Regions from separate parts of the Homo sapiens genome. Here region 2 is linked to region 1. Evidence: chromatin contacts called from ENCODE Hi-C or POLR2A ChIA-PET data. All regions are on one chromosome and are shown on one strand. Each heading gives the region's core, a stretch centred on a gene start or an enhancer-like site at or near the end of the contact. The rest is flanking DNA. Distances are from core to core; before and after follow the strand shown. Region 1 overlaps PHKB (phosphorylase kinase regulatory subunit beta). Region 2 has its middle 80 kb from the start of ABCC12.

Evidence for each region. A loop is a pair of places that touch in the nucleus more often than their neighbours do. ChIA-PET counts read pairs that join two places held with the same protein, here RNA polymerase II (POLR2A).
Region 2: a loop to region 1 is called in a map with no recorded cell type, with 2.0 times the contacts of the local background. The contact joins two enhancer-like sites. A Hi-C loop is called at or near these places in 1 of 37 single-sample maps with no recorded cell type. POLR2A ChIA-PET finds 5 or more read pairs at or near these places in 1 of 52 experiments (activated naive CD8-positive, alpha-beta T cell).

What each region holds. Positions count from the first base shown.
Region 1 is chr16:47,492,056-47,496,729 of GRCh38, reverse strand. The region is part of intron 1 of PHKB (phosphorylase kinase regulatory subunit beta); the gene reads right to left. Among named protein-coding and RNA genes, the nearest start is that of PHKB, 33 kb to the right of the region's middle. RefSeq lists enhancers at 3,744-3,813, 4,105-4,627. Within about 2 kb of position 3,194, at least 23 of the 41 ENCODE cell types and tissues checked have a DNase peak (open chromatin) inside an H3K27ac peak, as active enhancers do.
Region 2 is chr16:48,073,400-48,077,978 of GRCh38, reverse strand. No RefSeq gene overlaps it. Among named protein-coding and RNA genes, the nearest start is that of ABCC12, 80 kb to the left of the region's middle. Within about 2 kb of position 1,383, at least 4 of the 41 ENCODE cell types and tissues checked have a DNase peak (open chromatin) inside an H3K27ac peak, as active enhancers do.

The DNA.
Region 1 (4,674 bases), core at 1,945-4,444:
CACAAAATGGATATAGAAAATTGTTCACTTGACTAGTGCACTTTCTCAACTGCTAACTGAAAGACAGACATCTGAACCTTCAGCCATCAGACTATGTACTGTCTCTCGTTCTTGTTAAAAGCAATCAGAAATTATAAACATCTCAAGGTCACAATTAATCCACCTCTGGATTCAGGTAATGTATACCATATAGCCTAAGAACATAGCACAAAAATGAACCTATAATTTACCTAGTTGGGGAAATCACATTGGCACAGATTAAGATTCTGTTTTTAAAGAAAATTAAAGCCTTTATACTCATAAAATTGCTATGTCCAACACGCTAGTTTAAAGCCAAGGTTTTGGGAAGCCTTTATGTTTAGGCAGATAGTAACATTAAGAAGAAAGTAAAGAAAGAGTGTATACATTCAGGCAACAGTCTCATTATCTTTTGTTGAAAAGATAGACTAAGTACTGTCTCTCATTCTTGTTAAAAGCACTCAGAAATTAAAAACAACTCAAGGTCACAATTAATCCATCTCTGGATTCAGGTAATGTATACCATATAGTCTAAGAACATAGCACAAAAATGAACCTATAATTTACCTAGTGGCAGAAATCACATTGGCACAGATTAAGATTCTGTTTTTAAAGAAAATTAAAGCCTTTATGCTCATAAAATTGCTGTGTCCAACATCCTAGTTTAAAGCCAAGGTTTTGGGAAGCCTTTATGTTTACGCAGATAGTAACAATAAGAAGAACGTAAAGAAAGGGCCTATACATTCAGGCAACAGTCTCATTATCTTCTGCTGAAAAGATAGGTAATTTGTAGATAAGACTTGCTCTGAGCGAAAAGAAGATTTTCTTACAAGAGTATTCACAATGGCACCAACAGGAATGGGTCCATAGTGAGGAACGGAGAGACCTATCAACATACAGAACATCAGTACTCCTTTCCTGCTTCAAAGGAAAGGACCCAGCCCCCTCCAGTCATGCCCTTGCCTTCCTGTATTCAACTAGCTCCAGGCAGGTATAAGCATATGGGTAGCCTGGCAATCAGAAAGGAGTAATATGCCACTGCTAGAGCATAAGGTAATAAGCTCTAGGAGTCTATACACTCCCAGTGAAGCTCATTCACTATGAAAGAAAATAAATTAGGTACAAATAATCATAATTTATAAATTGTGCATATGTATATATAAAAATTAAAGGGGACACCTTTGCTGAGGTGGAAGAATTGCGGGTAACATTTCTGTTTTTATTTAGATCTCTATTAGTAGAGGTAGTATTTTGCTTTACATACAAAACATAAATCACCAAGAGCTGAGTATATAATTCCATTAAAATTAAATGATACATGAGCATATGGATATAGAATATGCAAACTTAAATCAACCTGCATTACAATGGTAGGTGAATTGATTTTGAGAGATTGTTTTGATGATATTTATACCAAGATTTTAGATTTAAAAATATTTATTTTTAAAAGTGCTAGGATATTTAAGAACTAAGGGACTATAGTGATTCTGTCATCTAATTTTTCTTAAAAAAAAAAAAAAAGGAGTTCTGTTAGAGGCAACAATAAATAAACAAAAGGAAAATCAGACCTCTCAAGAAAATAAGTATCTATTCAGTAAGAGGAAAAATAGAAGATGTTCAAAGCATAGCAGAAAAGGGTAAAAGTAAAATCATCTAAATTATACATTCAAAGAACGCCCATGATAAGTCAAGAACAGCTTGGTTAGATAAATGTTATTATTTTAGTGATCATCATTGTATTGTTTCTAAAGTAACTACATAAAATTAAACAAGGATGTTCTACACAATTAACAAGGATGTTCTACACAATTTATGGTAAACAATACCACAAATCTAAGTCAAAGGAAAAGTAATCAATGTTAACATTTTAAACAAAAATAGGACATCTGGAAAGCATCAATGCCAGTAAAAATGGAGACAGCAATTAATAGAGCATGAATTCCCAAAGCAAATTAAAGAGCTACAAAATAACAGAAAATTCTACTAAATGTTCCAATTGAAATGAAATTGTAAAATGTTAATTTTTCTTTTCCATGCTTTTCCCATTCGCATTATGTCTATACGCAAACATCACAAAGTAAAATAAAACTTATCAATGATAGGAGAAAAATAGCTCAGAGCAGACTGAGCTAGGTGAGGTATGCAAAACTTACCAGGCTCAGGAAGACAAGAGTAAGGGACTTCAATCACACTTTCCTTCCTATGCACCCACACCCAAGGGCCATGTTTACAGGCATTTTTGTTCCTGACTAGCTGCCTTACCCATTATCTTCCAGTTCCTGGAATTTGTGATACAAAGAACAATATAGAGCTAATCAATAACTTTTATTATATTAATATAAGTTACTGGAAACACAACTTAGAAGCTGCCTCTTTCCTTTAAAATCCACCTGTAACTGATGCTAATCAGAAGATATATTCAGGGCAGCTTCTATCTATGCTTCCACATAGATTTAGGCTTGAATACTCTATAATGAATCACATTTTCGGAATCTAGTTATTTAAGGTTAACATTTTGGTACCCTAGATGAGATCGGAAGTGGACCTCTAGAGAGCCCCACCACTTTACCAGCAATCAGCACCTTGGTACCAATACGATAAGTCCTCCTTCACCCAACCTTGCCAAAGTCAGCAGGAATCTCTGCTAAGGCCCCTGTTGGGATCTGAATCCTCCTGGCTTGATTAAGGATTAAGACTTTATTCAATTTGTACATATTCTTAACTAGTTGAGGTTGGAAGTGAAGCTCTATAAAAGGCAAGAGTTTCATTTGTTATTCTCTAGAGATCTGTTGACCTCGGATTTGTGACTTTCATTTTTCTCTGAAGTTAAGGTTTTATTTTGAACTACTAGTTGGAGTTTTTCAACCTTTTCTATAGTTTAAACTTTGGTCTTTGAAAAGAGGAAGTGAATCTTTGAGGCTTAAGTGAAAAACATGTAATTTTAAAAACCAGTTAAATTCTGAAGCTTGGTTCAATTGATAAATCTAAAATGTTCTTGAGTGACCAAAATAATAAAAGGCTCTCATGAGTCCCACTAGGTTTCTGGTCATTCAGGAAGGAAAACGAAAATTATGGACAACTATCTCTAAAACCTAGACTTTGTCCTTAAAGGGTGACCCACCTTTAGAAACACCAGCTGGATTTATATTTAATGCTTATGGTGCCTCTTCATGCTAACATTTAGAAAACTGGTCACACGTAACTAAAGACGACCCCAAATTACAACGGTCGAAATAGTGTACTTTTAAAATACCTCAACTAGTTTATCTGTACTCTCAATTTTAAAAAGCTAGCTCTAAAATAAAATAACTAGGAGAGCTATTTTCAATGATACTTAGAAGTTTCTAAAAGAGGTTCTGACAAAGTTATTTCTTTGCAAAAGGAAAATGTAAAATTTTATAAAGTGACTTTTAAAATGAAAAGTGCTGCTGAAATTGTTCCTCTTCCTCTTTCTGTTTATTCTAACTGCTCTTCCCTTCCCCCCTCCTGCTCCTGGTGTACTGGCCTCATTTCAGGAATGAGACAGCAAGCATAAAGAGGTCCCCAGAGAACTTCCAACTGGCCTGCACACTGGGAGGAGTGTGCAACGGGGTGGAGCCTCAGGAAGTGCGCACTGTTTGCCAGAGGGAGGAGCCTGATCTCCCCTGTTCCAGGGTGGTACCTAGGATTCAATCTATGAGGCGGAAGCCAGCTAGCAAGACTTTGGCTTTGCTGAGACTCTCTGTTTACCTTTGTTTTCCTTTTTGCCCGATAAATTTTTCTTGCCCTTTAAAGTGCCTGCAAGCCTAATCTCTCATGGTTGTGTGACAAGGACCCCATTTTTAGGTGAACTAAGGAGAAAGTCCTACAACAGTTTAGCACCCAACGTGGGGCTTAAGAAAGGGTGAGTGAGATGCAAACCAAATCTATTTTTATCTCATTTTTAAGCCTTTTCATCCTCAGACTTCTGAGGGCAGGGGAAACCATGCCCCAACCCCTGTCACTCCCAGGTGTTGAGAAGGTCAGCCTCAGTCTCCATGGCATTTTCCTTTCTTTTTTGTGACGGAAGGGCGAGCAGCAGCTCCCGCCACCCTCCCCTCCCTGCCAAGGCTGGGGTGCGTGAACCAAGGGTGCCCAACAGCAGGCAGCTCTCCCTGCCATGCATCCATAGAGCCTTCCGCTCCCCCAGCCAGAAGGTCCCACTCCCTTGAACAGTAATGAAGTCTTTCTCACTGATGGAGGCATCCATTTGCATAAAAATAAGAGGTTCCTCTTTAGGCATTTTAAACTGGTTTTTTCTTTCCTTTTCTCCACCAGATCAGCAGTTGACTTTTAAATTAGCTTTTTTTTCCTTTTAGAAGACATTTTAACTAGGCTAGGAATGATAAGGATCACTGTTTATATTCTCAGTAGAGTTTTAATTGTGAAAAAGGATTTGTGAGGCTGGTCTTAATCTGTAGCCAATCTAGTGTACTTTGTCCATCTTTCCATAGCAAACTTTGTGGCAGGCCTCCATTCTGTTTTACATCCTTGGGAGCAAGGCCTGCAACCACGTGGCAATGTTTTGTTCTAGCCTCACCATTTTACAATGGCAGCCAGGAGTTCAATCCTGCCTTAGGAAATGAGTTCTTTCTAGTTTGATATCTGCAGGACCTTTGCCATTTTTTGATTCCCTGC
Region 2 (4,579 bases), core at 134-2,633, 580 kb before region 1:
GGAGAAGCCCTGCCTAACTTCATGATGTGCACGTTCCTGGCTTCAGCTGAGAGCTTTCCCTCTGCCGAGACCAGCATTCAAGGACCAGACCAAGTCAGTTTCTATTGTTTTAGCACAAACCTGCCTCCTTCACCTGGCAAGAGCCACACTCAAAGAAGCCTCAGCGTGGTTTGTGGCAATTGTTCTGCATTGCTCTAAATAATTTTTTTTATTATGGTAAAATGGAAATAACAAAACATTTACCATTTTAACAATTTTAAGTGTATATTTCAGTGGCATTAAGTACATTCACATTGCTGAGCAGCCATCACCATCATCCGTCTCCAGATATTTTTCATTTTTCCAAACTGAAACTCTGTGCCCACTAAACTCCCCATTCCCCTGTCCCCGTAAAACCCTGCAACCACTATTCTACTTTCTGTCTGCATGAGGTGCCTTATATAATGGAATCATATAGTATTTGTCCTTTTGTGTCTGGCTTATTTCAGTTAAGGTTCATCCATGTTGCAGCGTGTATCAGAATTTAATTCCTTTTTAAGGCCATCCTAATAAGTGTGAAGTGGTATCTCATTGTGGTTTTGATTTGCATTTCCCTAATGAGTTGTGTTGTGCATCTTTTCATGTGCTTATTGGCTTTGCATTTTTTAGAAAGAGAAATTGTGGTAGCCCATCTTGCAAGGTTCCTTTTTTAACATAGCTTTTTTTTTTTTTAAATGGAGTCTTGCTCTGTCACCCAGGCTGGAGTGCAGTGGCACAATATGGACTCACTGCCACCTCTGCCTCCCAGGTTCAAGCTATTCTCCTGCCTCAGCCTCCCAAGTAGCTGGGATTACAGGTGCTCACCACCACACCCAGCCAATTTTTGTATTTTTAGTAGAGACAGTTTCACCACGTTGGCCAGGCTGGTCTTGAACTCCTGACCTCAAGTGATCTGTCCTGATCAGCCTCCCAAAGTGCTGGGATTACAGGCTTGAGCCACTGCACCTGGCCAATACAGCATTCTCAAATGAATATTCTCACTATGTCAATGTGTACAGGAGCTCAGAGACTATAATTATTAGCTATGGGCTAAGAACCTGGCATACATCACATCATTAAGGCTTTAAAACAGCTCATGAGGTAGGAATGACTTTTCTTGTTTGCTCAGAGAGATTGTGTATTTTCCCAAGGTTACCCAGATGGCAGGGAGAGGAAACTGGACTTTTATCCCAGAGCTGGCTTTCCCAGTCCAATCTCTTCACTTCACACATTAGGAAAAGAAGGCCCAGAAGATCTAAAACTGGTCCAAGTTCATTCAAAGAGTGGTAGGGGGGAGGATTGGGCTCCTGAATTCCAGCTTAGTGCTATGTCCATGCAGCCACATTGCATCAGACTGTTCTCCAGAGGGAAGTAAAAATATAGCTCTTTTCCTCCGGGCAGCTCATCATGTTATTGCGGAAATGACTTAAAAGTACCAAAGTACACACAATAAAATACCAGTGGATGAAGTGTGATGTTATGTGGTGAGCTCATTCATTCATTCTTTCATTTATTTGTTCACTCATTCAGTATTTCACCTGATTTTTCACTCTTTTGATCCTTTCTTCTATTGAAAGGATGGAAGAAGTGAAAACAATTCTGGACATGACCAACAGTCCTTGTAGGGCAAGTATGAGCCATGAAGGTGATGAGGCTGGGGAAGGTGTTGTTTCTGGTTGAGGAAAGCATTCAAACAAAGATCTGGGAGTGAGGGCGAGCCTGGCTGGGGAGACAGCCAGCCACTGCCTAACTAGGGCTGAGGACTGCTTGGAAAATTTTCAGTACTTCACAGTCTGCATCTTCAAATGGTTGGTGAACACCAAAGGCTTGGATACAACTAGTGAAGGGAGAACAGTTTGTCATAGAAACAATTAGGGCAGGTGCTGGGGAAAAGTCCATTAGTAATAAAGGGAGTTTGGCCAAGGAAAAGTGGGGCCACAGACAATCCCCCTGCAGCAGAGCCAACTATGTTATGGGGAGAGAAATGGGGTTGGTTCCACCACATCACCCCTCCCAGGACAAGATGGGTGTCCTGAGGGCAGACACTGCCAGTGACACACAAGGGTCATGTGTGCCAGTCTGTAATGATGCATGCTGCCCTTGCCAGGGGAAGCTCTTCTCCAAGCATGAGGTGGAAAAGACGGGAGAGCCAAGTTCCCTCCAGCGCATCCATTTAAATTATTTGCCTCTTTGCTTCTGCAATTGGTAAATCAGAGATCATCTACATAGCAGAATCGTTTAGGAAATGATGAGGCCACTCTGTACAGAGAGTACATTTGGCTTGGCAACCAAAAGGGTTCTTTGGTAAGTGGTCATAACAGTGCCACACTAATCAAATTCCTCAGTTTTCTCTGATGTGGGGATTTTAGAGCCAAGTGACCTCACTCTAAGCAAAGGCAGCATGTTAATATCTGGACTGACAACTGGAGGATGGGGAAGTATGACACAGAGAGAAAAGCATGAGCTCTGGGGTTCTAGTAAACACCATCAGTCAATACTCTGCCCAGAGTCCCGGCTGCTGGTGTGTTTCAGGGTGCTTTTGCTACCTGTAATTGGTACCTTTAACTCTTCTTCCCAGGACTGCCTTGGGCTACTAGAGTGAGAGTGTGCACACCCAAGGAAGGGCCAAAGGGGCTAGAAGTGTACCTTCCTCCAGGTGAGCTCTGAGCTGATAGGCCCAGCTCCCTCGTTTTGGGAAGATCCTAAAGTGGAACTTACACTCCAAGTTCCCCTGTGGATTCAGGCTGAAGTTAACTTCCATAGTACTTTGCCTGAAATCGTATCTTTCTTCCTCCTTGTGTTACTTAGAAATTTTCCCCGAGAATATATCCTTGATGATATGGTTTGTCTGTGTTTCCACACAAATCTCATCTTGAATTGTAACTCCCACAATTCCCACCTGTTGTGGGAGGAACCCGGCAGCAGGTGATTGGATTATGGGGGCAGGTCTTTCCTGTGCTGTTTTCATGATAGTGAATGAGTCTCATGAGATCTGATGGTTTTAAAAACGAGAGTTTCCCTGCACAAGCTCTCTCTTTGCCTGCTGCCATCCACGCAAGATTTGACTTGCTCCATCTTGCCTTCTGCCATGATTGTGAAGCCTCCCCAACTATGTGGAACTGTAAGTTTATTAAACCTCTTTTCTTCCCAGACTTGGGTATGCCTTTATCAGCAGCGTGAAAACAGACTAATATACTTGATACGTCAGAAGCATATAAATGCTTGTCCCAGAGTCAATCTTTAGGAAATCTGACCTAGCCCAGGGGGGTCAAAGAATTCTGAGCTCAAAATCAAACCCATCATTTGCAAGTTCCCATCTCCTCTTTGGGGACCACCACCCACTCTATTCTTAGCCTGGAACCTGGGTAGTTCAGATGACACTGACTCTACCAATGGTCCCCAGGTATGGGCCTGGGATCTAGACCAGGCAAATCAGAGGGTCACATATCAGGGGTGGTGTGAGTGGTTTGGGATGGACACAAACCCAACACATTATCTAGAACTCTGGGGGGAAAATGTGAGCTCTTCTTGGATGGTGGGTACCTCAGATGCCATTTTTGACATCACGAGGAGAAATTCTGCTGTGAATGAAGCCAACACAGAAGAAAGCAGAACAGGGGGGTGGAGAAGAAGCTACTGTGTGCTCAGTCATCCATCACCCTTGAGACAGCACAGTCCCTATGCGGGGATTCACTGCTGATTCCTGGTCACTCCAGAGCTTCTGAACCCCCAGAACACTGAAGTGTCCCCACTGTGCTAAACCCATGCTGTGTTGTGCTCTGAATGGAGTGAAGAACCTTCACCAGAAAGTCCAGGCCCACCCATGGGGCCAGGCTGTGAACTACTTGCAATTTCACTGAGGATGTTTCCTGAGAAAACATAAAGCCATTTTTTTTTTAGCTGAAACACTATCTACCTTGTTAGAGGTGACCATGGCTATCTCTAGGTGGAAGGTTTCAGAATGGAATTGAATTTCAGGACACCCAGCTGGTGTCCACTGCTGCAGAATTGTGTGTGGGGAAAACCACCACATATTTGGTCACAGAAGTCCATGTGTTGATTGTTGTAGTGTGACAGCAGATGAAAAGTGGGTTGAGTTTTTCCACACTTAGTGCCCTTATAAAAGAGGCCAAAGGGGGTGGATCACCTGAGGTCAGGAGTTCGAGACCAGCCTGGCCAGCATGGCAAAACCCCATCTCTACTAAAAATACAAAAAAAAAAAAAAATTAGCCGGGTGTGACAGCGAGTGCCTATAATCCCAGCTACTCTGGAGGATGAGGTAGGAGAATCACTTGAACCCTGGGGCAGAAGTTGCAGTGAGCTGAGATAGTGCCACTTCACTCCAGCCTGGGCAAAAGAGTGAAACTCCGTCTCAAAAAAAAAAAAGAAAAGAAAAAAAAAGAGGCCCAGGGAGCTTGTCTGCCCCTTCTGCCATGTGAGGTTATGTAGAAGGCACCATCTATGAGGAGTGGGCTCTCAGCAGACACCAAATCTGCTGGTGCCTTGCTGTTGGACTTCTCCGCCTCCAGAACTGTGAAATTACTCTGTATTATATTTCATT